3 separate regions of the Homo sapiens genome follow, and regions 1 and 2 are each linked to region 3. The links are chromatin contacts, found by Hi-C or POLR2A ChIA-PET in ENCODE. All regions are on one chromosome and are shown on one strand. The core of a region is the stretch at or near the end of the contact, and the rest is flanking DNA. Distances in the headings are between cores, read along the strand shown.

Region 1 (3,797 bases), core at 111-2,610, 330 kb after region 3:
TACAGGCACCTGCTACCACACCTGGCTAATTTTTCGTATTTTTGTAGAGATGGGTTTTGCCATGGGACCTGGACAAGTGAAAACTTTTCTGAGCCTCTAGTTTCTCTCTGTTTCTCTTTTTTATGTGAAGCATTTTCTCATCTGTAACTTGGGCCTAACATATAAAGGACTTGGCATCACACCTAACTATAAGGAAGTAGTCAACAAACTGGCCTGGCACAGTGGCTCACGCCTGTAATCCCATCACTTTGGGAGGCCGAGGTGGGCGGGTCACCTGCGGTCAGGAGTTCAAGACCAGCCTGGCTAACATGGTGAAATCCCATCTGTACTAAAAATACAAAGATTAGTAGTCCCAGCTACTTGGGAGGCTGCGGCAGGAGAATGGCATGAACCTGGGAGGCAGAGGTTGCAGTGAGCCAAGATCGCGCCACTGCACTCCAGCCTGGGCGACAGAGTGAGGCTCCATCTCAAACAACAACAACAACAATTATCCGGGTGTGGTGGCACACGTCTGTAATCCCAGGTACTGGGGAGGCTGAGGCAGAAGAATTGCTTGAACCCAGAAGGCTAAGGATGCAGTGAGCCGAGATCCCGCCACTGCACGCAAGTCTAAAAAGAAATAGTCAAAAAACAGTAAAGATACTGTTATTACAGGCGGGGAAAGGGAGGCTGAGAGGGGAAAGGACTTTGCCGACAAGCTGAGTACAGGGCTGAGGGCCCGGCCTCACACCCTCGGTGAGGGGGGACCTTGTGCAATGGAAGGAAGGAGCACTTCCTCCCTCTTCGGAGCTGCAGCGACTGATTTCCTTCAGGCCCAGGAGGGCAGATGCCCTTTAGCCTCCTGCCGCTCCCATCACTGACCCCTCCCCACCTCTGCGTCTGGAGGGCAGGGGTGCCTGGACACTCCAGGCAGGCGACAGGTGACAGGTGATCACGCCCCCTCAACGCCGCCGGGGCCCACAAGGCCCCGCTCCCTATGAGTTCAGTCCTGCCCCAGTGATGACCCCGGCCTCACGGTCCCGCGCCCCCCACTCAGCCTCCGACCCTAACAATCCGCACCCCTTCTTCAGTACCCACCTCCGCGGTCCGCGCCCCCTCCTCGGGCCCCGCCCCCAATGCTCCGCGCCCCCTCCCCGGGCCTGCCAGCACTCAAATATCCGGGACGGCGGTGGCACGTACCCCCGGGCCCACGTTATGGGAGAAGGAATGCACGACGCCGCCGGGCCGCACGTCAAACGCCACCGTCGTGGGCTCGGACACCGCCTCCGCCGGCCTCAGCGCCACGGCCCCTAGGAGCAGCGCGGCCCACAAGCTCGCGCCGACGCCGTTCCACCCTCCGCTGGGCGCCGCCATGTTGGACTAGGGTCCTCAGGGCAGGGGCGGGTAGACGGGGCGCGGCGAGGGACACGTGGAGCGTCCGCCGGAGGCCACGTCGGCGTCGGCTGTCCACGTGACCCGGCACGCCCCGCCCTGTCCACCGCCCGGGGCCACCATCTTGGGGGCGGGACTTTGTCGAGGGGGCGGGACTTTTGCCGAGGGGGCGGGGCCGCCGAGGGGGCGGGGCCGCCGAGGGGGCGGCCTCGTACCCTAGGGACCCTGCGTAGCCCGGCGATCCTTGGAGGGTCCCTCAGGTGGTAATGGAGTTCGTTTTGGGGTCTCAGGGTCCCTCACCAGCCGTGTGACTGACTGCAGCTCTTTCAGTTAGGAGATGTACAGGGAGTGAGGGAAATCGAAGGTCACCATTAGGCGAACTTCTCATAATCGTTGCAGCCAAGATGTGTGTGCATCGATATTCAAAATTAGCAGAGGGAAAGTAGGATGAGAAGCAGGATGCTTGCTTTTGTTTCCCTCTTGTTGCCCAGGCTGGAGGGCAGTGGCGCGATCTCGGCTCACTGCACTCTCCGCCTCCCAGGTTCAAGTGATGCACCTGCCTCAGCCTCCCGAGTAGCTGGGACTACAGGTGTTCACCACCACCCCTGGCTAATTTTTGTATTTTTAGTAGAGACAGGTTTTCACCATGTTGGCCAGGCTGGTCTTGAGCTCCTGACCCCAAGTGATCCGCCTGCCTCGGCCTTCCAAAGTGCTGGGATTACAGGTGTGAGTCATCACGCTCGATCAGTCTGTGTATTTGTTAATAGGATTATGTGGGTGTTCACTTCCTGGCTTTGATAACCTGGCTTGTCCTAGGGGTTACAGACGATGTTCACATTAGGGGGAGTTGGATGAAGCGTATTAGGAAACCCTACAGTTTCTGCAGATTTTCTGGGAGGCAAAAATTATTTCAAAATAAAAAGTTAAAAAGAAAATAATCCCTACCTCAAGGAGTTGTTGGGAGGAGTAAGTGAGGGAATTAAGTTCCCACACCGGGACGAATGAACTGAGAATTATATATTGTAGCTATTGCTATCATTAGATCCCAGGTTTTCAACTAGAGAAGGAAGTCATTCTTTGGTTACAAATGGCTTAACATTTCAAGAAAACACCAGTGGCCAGGCCTGGGGGGTCAATAATTAAGCTGGTGTTTCTAGTCCTTCCCAACTGGCAAAAAACAGAATCCAGAGAGAAAACGTCATAGATGACTCCTAAGATGGGTTATAATTCACCCTTTGAGGAATTAAATCACTCTACTCCATAGCTACGGAGGGTGGTGAGCCCCAGGGAGGTGAGAAGGATCCCCGTGGAGGCTGACTCCTCTGCCAATGACAGAAGTCCAAGCCAGTTGCCTTTCTGCAGTGGCAGCCTGTTCTAAATTGGGATACCTGCTTGCGTTAGGAAATTTATTGGCCGGGCGTGATACTTCATGCCTGTAATTCCAACCCTTCGGGAGGCCAAGGTGGGTGGATTGCTTGACCTCAGGAGTTCTAGACCATTCTGGGCAACATAGTGAGACCCCATTCCTATATATATATTCATATATTCACATATGTGAATATATATATTCATATATTCACATATGTGAATATATATATTCATATATTCACATATGTGAATATATATATTCATATATTCACATATGTGAATATATATATTCATATATTCACATATGTGAATATATATTCATATATTCACATATGTGAATATATATTCATATATTCATATATACTTATATATTCATATATTCATATATACTTATATATTCATATATATGAATATATATTCATATATTCATATATATGAATATATATTCATATATTCATATATACTTATATATATATTCATATATTCATATATACTTATATATATTCATATATTCATATATATGAATATATATTCATATATATGAATATATATATTAATATATTCATATATATATACTTATATTCATATATTCATATATATACTTATATTCATATATTCATATATATACTTATATTCATATATTCATATATATACTTATATATATTCATATATTCATATATATACTTATATATATTCATATATTCACATATATACTTATATATATTCATATATTCATATATATACTTATATATATATATATTTAAAGATATTTTAAGATTATTTTTTAAAGATAGCCGGACATGGTGGTGGGCGCCTGTAATCCCAGCTACCTGGGAGGCTGGGGCAGGAGAATCTTTTGAACCCAGGAGGCATAGGTTACGGTGAGCTGAGATCATGCCACTGCACTCCAGCCTGGGTCCCAGAGCAAGACTCCGTCTTAATAAATAAAGAAATAAACAAACAAATCTCTTCCTCCATGCAGCTGTCTGTTCTGGACCCATGAGACACTGTCTCCATAAACTGGACAAGCACAGAGCAGCCCTGTTCCTTAGGTGAGT
Region 2 (4,235 bases), core at 120-2,619, 470 kb after region 3:
TGTTGCCCAGGCTGGAGTGCAGTGGCGCAATCTCAGTTCACTGCAATCTCCGCCTCCCAGGTTCAAGCGATTCTCCTGCCTCAGCCTCACAAGTAGCTGAGACTACAGGTGTGTGCCCCATGCCCAGCTGGTTTTTCTATTTTTAGTAGAGACAGGGTTTCATCATGTTGGCCAGGCTGGTCTCGAACTCCTGACCTCAAGTGATCCGCCTGCCTTGGCCTCCAAAAGTGCTGGGATAACAGATGTGAGCCACCATGCCTGGCCTATTTATTTATTTATTTTTTAAAAAGAGTTGGATGTCTTATTCAGTTGATAAATAAATAAATACATACATAAATAAGAAAGATGCGGCTGGGTGTGGTGGCTTACGCCTGTAATCCCAGCACTTTAGGAGCCCAAGGCAGGTGGATCACCTGAGGTCAGGAGTTTCAGACCAGCGTGGCCAACATGGCGAAACCCCATCTCTACTAAAAATACAAAAATTAGCCGGGTGTGGTGGCGAGCTCCTGTAATCCCAGCTACTCGGGAGGCTGAGGCAGGAGAATAGCTTGAACCCGAGAGGTGGAGGTTACAGTGAGCTGAGCTCTCTTCACTGCACTCCATCCTGGGTGAGAGAGCCAGACTCCATCTCAGGAAAAAAAAAAAATAGAGATGGGGTTTCATTATGTTGCCCAAGCTGGTCTTGAATTCCTGGCCTCAAGCAACCCTCCCACTTCAACCTCCCAAAGTTCTGGGATTAATTACAGATGTGAGCCACCACAGCACCCAGTCTTGTTTATGTATTTAGACACTCCAGAATCAATACATGTTAAGTGTCCAACAAACCTTGGCTCCATTCTTATTCTTAGAAGGTCTGTCACCCTGAAAAATATTAATCCCTTCCATGTGGGTCCCCATACTTAATGAGTGCTGCACCTGCTACCCAGGTATGGTGTACCTGATATGTGGTTCTGCATATGATCCGCTGAGGCCTTGAAACAACAGCCTCCACAGACCCATTTCTCAGATGAAAAAGCAGAGGCTCCGACAGGGGAGGCACTTGCCAAATGTCACACAGTGGCATCGGAGTCCAACCTTGGTGGGGGCATCAAAGGCAGACCCCAAAGAAAAAGGAAGGGCTGCAGCAAAAACTGCTAAATGTCCCCCAATGGCATTCATTCAAATTCATGCATTTATTCACTCATCCATTCATTCACTCACTCATTCATTCATTCACTCATCCTTTCACTCACTCATCCATTCACTCATTCATTCACTCACTCGTTCATTCATTCACTCATTCATTCACTCACTCGTTCATTCATTCACTCATTCATTCACTCGTTCATTCTTTCACTCATTCATTCACTGACTCGTTCATTTATTCACTCACTCATTCACTCATTCATTCATTCACTCACTCGCTCACTCATTCATTCATTCATTCATTCATTCATTCATAGCTCACTGCAGCCTTCGGCTCCTGGGCTCAAGCAATCCTCCCACCTCAGCCTCCTGAGTACCTGAGACTACAGGCGTGCACCACCACGCCCAGCTAACTTTTGTATTTTTGAAGAGACGCGGTCTCACCATGCTGCCCAGGCTGCACCCTCCCCGCCCTCAACAATATCTTTTCCCTCCACCTTTCCTGGTATTAGAACCCCGACTCGGGAGGCACACGGCCGTTCAGAAAGGACTACATTTCCCAGGGTTCCTTGCGGCAGGAGCAGGGCCATGTGATTATATTCTGGCCAATGGGATGAGGGCAAAGGCCGGTCTATGCCCTCCAAGAAGAGGCGTGCACTTCCCGCTTCCTGTTCCCTTTTGCGGGAGCGGGAGCCACGTGTTTTATAACAAATAGCCAGGCAGAAGGTGTCCCAGAAGACAATGGCGCTGCGGAAGCATTCAATAAATATTTATTATAATTAAAAGACCGTAGCAATACCCCCACCACCAAGACCCTTCACCCAGAAATAGAGAGATTGGAATTGTAAACACCGTATCCAGTTCTGACCACCCTGAAAGCCAGGGCATCATCGCGCCCGTTTTGTCCTAAATGAAGGGCTCCCGGACAATGTCCTGAAAGTGGCAGATGACCTCATCTTCCACTGTCCACAGGGCACAGGGCAGACCGGGGTGCTCTATGGGGTCCTGGCCGATGCCTGGGTCCAGGGGTGTTCCCCAGGTGGTCAGGCAAGGACACGCGGTCATTCTGCCTCCTGCGTCTTGTCCTCGGGCGCCTGGGACCCTCTCTGGTTCCACATGTGGTTGTTCAGCCCCAGCTGTACCATCTGTGCGTGGTGGATAATGAGGGGTTGCAGCCCTGGGCTCTGAGGGGGTGCGGGTGAGGCCGTAGGGAAGGCTGGGGACTGCGGGAAGGGCAGTGACTGTGGAAAGGCTGCTGGCTGTGGGGAGGGCGGTGGGGGGGTGCCAGCCTGCCATGCGTGCAGGGGTGGCGGCTGCGGGCACCCCGGCCAAGTGGGAAAGGGTGGCGGGGCTCCCAGGGGCACCTGGCCCCCAAAGGGCATTCGAGCCCCATAGGGCGCCCCAGTCCCAAATGACATGTGGCTCCCAAAAGCCACCTGGAGCTGCTCCATCTGTGCCTGGTAGGACAAGTAGCTCTGGAGGTAGGCTGAGTAGGCTGCGTTCAGTGCCGCCGCCTGCATCCGCTCACCGTCCAGGTGTTGGCTCTGTTCCCGCAGGGCTCGGGTGTCCTGTTCCTTCCTCCACATGGCCTTTCGGGCCTGAAGCCTGTGGGGCTTGAAGGTGTTGGCCACCTTCCTGGCGAAGATCTGGGAGTGTTCGTCCAGCCGCACCAGCCCGGAGAGCAGGCTGGCCGTGTCGGAGCTGAGCTGGGCCGGGGAGCTCTCCAGGGGCAGGAAGGGGATGACACAGTCTGGCGACCCCTGTCGCGTGAGGTTGCTCATCATGGCTTGGTTCACCTGGTGCAGGCTCAGGCGACAGTCGAAGTTGGAGGTGAGAAGTAGGATGATGAAAGCTGAGTGGTCTATGGCGTCCTGCAGGCAGCTCAGCTCCCCGCGCCCCGGCACCTGGAAATCCTCGCAGAAGGTGGCCCCGTCGGGCACGCCAAGGGCCTCCAGCTTCTCCCGAACCCGCAGGGCGATGTGTTCGTCTGCCCTGGCGTGGAGGATCACAAAGTTATAGAATTTCTGTTCCGATGATGATTCCAGGGAGGAAGGGAACAGGGAGGAGGGGGTCAGGTGAGCTGAACAAGGAGTAGATGAAGGAGGAGGAGGAGGAGGAGGAGGGGATGTTTCTGGGGTGGTGGGAGTAGGTGGGCACGGCTTGGTATTTGGAGAGGTGGTATCTTCTACAGAAAGTTGGAGTGGCGTCTGGTCTTTGACAGAGCAGGGGTTTTTGACCGGCTCCAGAATAGGCAAGGGGAGAGACTGGGGGCCTGCAGACCCCTCGGTGCACTCCACTGGGTAGTTGGTGCTGGTTTCTGGAGCTGCGGGGGTATCAGGGAGGCCAGTGGAGGTTGCATCTGGGGCCACTTCGGGAAGCCCAGGAGGTGGGCTGCTTGGCAGCTCTGGTGGGCTGGCAATCTCCCCCGATGGCGGCCAGCTCATCTCCTCAGGCTCCTGGCAGCCACCGGGGACAGGCTCGGGCACCAAGCTGGCCTGGGGGTCGTCACAGAGCTTGCTGGGCCCATGTGGGCTGCGGTGCAGGCTGAGGAAGGGCATGGTAGGGGACTGGCTGATTTCCAAGTTGCTGGCCAGGGAGGCAGGGCTGCCAGTGGATCGCAGGGAGCACCCTTGGCTCCAGTCCGAAACACCGTCAATGGGGCGTGGGAGGCTCCTGGTCCCAGAGGGCAAAGCCGAGGATGGTGGGAGGCAGCCCAGATTGGACTGGAGCGTCCGGATGCTCCCTGGATCCCCAGCAATGTCCCACCCACACCGGTTTCGGGCCTCATCCTGAAGTTCCCCCAGCCGGTGGTCGTCCCTGGAGCTGAGGGTGCGGACGGCTTCCTGGTAGGCCACGTCCCGCAGCGAGGCGGGGCACAGCTTCTCCTCAGCCAGCAGGTGGTACAAGCGGGCCACAGCCCAGGACACATCTGGGGGCTCCTCTGGGTCCTCGGTGCTGTCCACGCCAGCCCACTGGCGGGCCACCAGCCGGGCCACCGCATCGGCCTTCAATGCCTCTAGAGAGATCCTGGCCTCAGTTTCCTGGCCCAGCTTCAGGAGAACCATGGCATGCAGGAGGTCCTGCCCCTGGCAGCCTGGGCGTGGGGTCTT
Region 3 (3,719 bases), core at 1,040-3,539:
GATGGGGTTTCACCATGTTGGTCAGGCTGGTCTTCAGCTTCTGACCTCAAGTGATCCCAAAGTGCTGGGATTACAGGCGTGAGCCACTGTGCCCAGCCAGGGTGGTTAGTTTTTATTGTATTTGTCTAAGGCAATGTGGAGCGACAGAAGGATTTACAGCATGAGAGGAGGGCAGGGTGCGGTGGCTCACGCCTGTAATCCAAACACTTTGGGAGCCCAAGTGGGAAGATTGCTTAAGGCCAGGACTTGGAGACCAGCATGGGCAACATAGTGAGATCCCCTTCTTTTACAAGAAAATTAAAAATTAGCCAGGCATGCTGGTCACGCCTGTTGTCTCAGCTACTCTGGAGGCTGAGGCAAGAGGATCATTTGAGTCCAGGAGGCCAAGGCTGCAGTGAGCCATGATTACACCAATGCACTCCAGCCTGGGAGATAGAGCAAGGCCCTGTCTCGAAAAGAAAAGAAAATAGGCTGGGCGCAGTGGCTCACACCTGTAATCCCAGCACTTTGGGAGGCTGAGGCAGGTGGATCACCTGAGGTTGGGAGTTCGAGACCAGCCTGGCAAACATGGTGAAACCCCTTCTCTACTAAAAATACAAAAATTAGCTGGGTGTGGTGATGTGCATCTGCAGTCCCAGCTAATTGGGAGGCTGAGGCAGGAGAATCGCTTGAACCTGGTAGGCAGAGGTTGTAGCGAGCCAAGATCTTGCCACTACACTCCGGCCTGGGTGACAGAGCGAGACTCCGTCTCAAAAAAAAAAAAAAAAAAAAAAAAAAAAAAAGAAAAAAGAAAAGAAAAGAAAACAAAATAATAATATGGGAGGGAGGTGGTAATAGGTGCATTTTAGAAAGAGCCCTCTGGGGCAATGGTGGAAGACCGACAGGGTGGGGCATGAGTTTGGAGGCCTGAGACTCACTGCGATGGCCAGGATTTGGGTGCAAGAGGCTGGAGGTGTGGCTCAGGGTTTTGGAAGGCAGGGGACGGAAAAAAAGCCAAAGAGAAAGTGCGTAAGGAGTTGGGGAAATAAACTGAGGCCGGTTTGGGCTATGCTGAGTCTGCAGGCCTTGGGGATGCCCGTTGTTGGCTGGACAGTCAGGGTGGGGCCCCTAAAGGGTGCCTGGGCTGGACAACAATAGTTCACATGTACCCAGCTCTTGCTCTATGTCAAGTCTTCTTCCTGAGAACATTCCCGAGCACCCTGGAGAGCCTCCCCCGCACCCCTACTGTCCAGTTCCCACTTCCCGACTGCGGTCTGGGCAAAGCCACCCGCACTTGAGCCCATCCCACGGCGTCCCGGAGCTTTAGGAAGTCCCCATCCCGGACTTTCAACCCTGCCAGGGACTGAGGGAAATCCCAGAGCCTGGGCTCCGGGACGAAGGTCCCAGGACAGGGTCGGGGATGTAGTTGCAGAAACAGGGTAGGGGACAAAGGCCGGGGCTGCACTGATCAGGCGCGCAACGAGCCCGGCCCTGCCTCCTGCTCCGCCCAAGGGTATGGAGGGCCGGACTCGGCTGGCCTTATACCCGGAGCTGATTGGCTGGTGAGTCCAGTCCCTGCCTCTGATGGTTTGCGCTCATAACTAAGGGTTTCTACTGATTGGTTTACATGGACGTCTGCCCATTGGTCAAATCCGAGTTGGTGTAATCAGATAGTTGACACGGATTGGTTGGTGCGGGAATCCAGTAGCTTGCTATCGATTGGTTGAGGGTGAAATAAATGGGACTCTTATCATTGGCTGGCGGGCTCCGCAACGGTCCAATCATGGAATCAGTCGAGGGCCGCCCGGGAGGGTGGGAGTTAATTCTTTAGCGACTGAGGCCGGCTTGGGCTCTTTGGCTCCACCTGTGTCTGCGCGAGGCTGTTCCCTATTGGAGTCCGCATTGTTCCCCTGGACCTGAGTTTCTCCCCTGGTCCTAAAGGCCGAGGCCTCTGAGTTCCTCAAGTGCGGTGACCGCAGGTCTCACCTTCTCCTCTCCTTGCAGCAGGCTGAGCCACTCGCGCACCCGCCCCAGGCTTCCACCTTGCAACCTCTATCCCTGGACAGCGAGGCCTCAGTTTCCCCATTCGCACCAATGAGCTCCCGGTCAACACCCCGTCACGCCTCAGTTTCCCGAATGTTCCCAGAGGGCTGAGTTCCCGATCTCTCTCCCGCGTGGGCATCCCCGAGGCCTCAGTTTCTCCGCCCACCCCAGCGCGCCGAGCCCTTCCCCCGACCCCGGCGACGGCCAATGGTTGGGGCGCCCCTCCCCTCCCCGGGGCGGGGCCGCGTGACGTGCCGGGAAGCCGGAGTCTAGAGCTCCGGGCGCGGGGAGGCGCGGCCATGGCAGGTACGGCGGGCCCAGCGGGGCGGAGGCGCGGGGCGCGGGGCTGCAGGGGCGCGGGGCTGCAGAGCCGTGGGGCGAGCGGCCTCCCTGCAGCCTCTCGCTGTCCGCAGCTCCGGAGCCGCTGTCCCCGGCGGGCGGTGCGGGCGAGGAGGCGCCGGAGGAGGACGAGGACGAAGCGGAGGCCGAGGACCCTGAGCGGCCGAATGCGGGAGCGGGCGGTGGACGCAGTGGCGGCGGCGGCAGTAGCGTCAGCGGAGGAGGCGGCGGCGGCGGGGCCGGGGCGGGGGGCTGCGGCGGGCCCGGGGGCGCGCTCACCAGGCGCGCGGTCACACTGCGGGTGCTCCTCAAAGACGCGCTGCTGGAGCCTGGCGCCGGGGTGCTGTCCATCTACTACCTGGTGAGCACCCCGCCTCCCTCGTCCCATCGCGGCTCGGGCAGGAAGGGGAAACTGAGGCCTGGAGTTCCCTTGCTGCAGGACAAGCTTCAGTGTAGGGAGGGGACACTGAGGCCCGGAGCTCCCTTGCTGAGAGACGAGCCCCGGTGTGGCGAGGGGAAACTGAGGCCCGGGGCTCCGTTGACTGCAGGAAGAGCTCCAGTGTGAGGAGGGGAAACTGAGGCTCGGAGCTCTCTTGGCTGCAGGAAGAGCCCCGACATGAAGAGGGGAGACTGAGGCCCGGAGCTCCCTTGGCGGCAGGAAGAGCCCCGGTGTGAGGAAGGGAGACTGAGGCCTGGAGAGCTCCCTTGCTTTAGGACAAGCCCCAGTGTGGGGAGGGGAAACTGAGGCCCAGAGCTCCTTTCCTGCAGGAGGAGCTCCCGTGGAGGGGACACTGAGGCCCGGAGCTCTTTTTACGGGACAAGCCCCATGTGGAGAGAGGAATCTGAGGCACAGATGGGTCCTTCTGGTGGGGAGGACGTAGATTACCAAACACCCCATCCCACAAAGGAGAAGCTGAGGCTCAGAGAGGAGCCACCACCCGCGCAGGGTCAGATGGGCAACACCCCGGCCTTCCTGTGGTTTCCCAGCCGTGAAATGGAATATTTCCCCACCATGGGAAAATTAGGGGATGGTTAAATGAATAAAGCCCTCAGCAGGCGCCTGCCACATGGTAAGCACTTTATCTGTGGTAGGTATTAGTACTTTTTTTTTTTTTTTTTTTTTGAGACAGAGTCTCGCTTTTTTGCCCAGGCTGGAATGCAGTTGCTCGATCTCGGCTCACTGCAACCTCTGCCTCCCGGTTCAAGCGATTTTCTGCCTCAGCCTCCCGAGTAGCTGGGACTACAGGTATGCGCCACCACGCCTGGCTAATTTTTTTTTTTTGCAGTTTTAGTAGAGACGGGGTTTCACTATATTGGCCAGGCTGGTCTTGAACTCCTGACCTCGTGGTCCGCCTGCC

The links. A loop is a pair of places that touch in the nucleus more often than their neighbours do. ChIA-PET counts read pairs that join two places held with the same protein, here RNA polymerase II (POLR2A). Pooled maps may share reads with other maps.
Region 1: a loop to region 3 is called in a pooled map, with 24 times the contacts of the local background. The contact joins the promoter of MYDGF here to the promoter of MPND in region 3. A Hi-C loop is called at or near these places in 2 of 37 single-sample maps with no recorded cell type and 8 of 50 pooled maps. POLR2A ChIA-PET finds 5 or more read pairs at or near these places in 1 of 52 experiments (OCI-LY7).
Region 2: a loop to region 3 is called in a pooled map, with 4 times the contacts of the local background. The contact joins the enhancer-like site here to the promoter of MPND in region 3. A Hi-C loop is called at or near these places in 1 of 50 pooled maps. POLR2A ChIA-PET finds 5 or more read pairs at or near these places in 2 of 52 experiments (HEK293 and HEK293T).

Annotation. Positions count from the first base shown.
Region 1 is chr19:4,668,982-4,672,778 of GRCh38, forward strand. MYDGF (myeloid derived growth factor) reads right to left here and starts at 1,361. Exons shown (of 6, transcript NM_019107.4): 1 at 1,180-1,361. The coding sequence starts at 1,353. RefSeq lists a silencer at 1,361-1,750.
Region 2 is chr19:4,814,053-4,818,287 of GRCh38, forward strand. It overlaps TICAM1 (TIR domain containing adaptor molecule 1), which reads right to left. Exons shown (of 2, transcript NM_182919.4): 2 at 1,880-4,235. The coding sequence ends at 2,187. Among named protein-coding and RNA genes, the nearest start is that of TICAM1, 16 kb to the right of the region's middle. RefSeq lists an enhancer at 1,801-1,930. Within about 2 kb of position 1,370, at least 13 of the 41 ENCODE cell types and tissues checked have a DNase peak (open chromatin) inside an H3K27ac peak, as active enhancers do.
Region 3 is chr19:4,341,273-4,344,991 of GRCh38, forward strand. It overlaps MPND (MPN domain containing), which reads left to right and starts at 2,290. Exons shown (of 13, transcript NM_001300862.2): 1 at 2,290-2,328; 2 at 2,436-2,722. The coding sequence starts at 2,322. RefSeq lists enhancers at 1,202-1,321, 1,342-2,073 and a silencer at 2,142-2,431.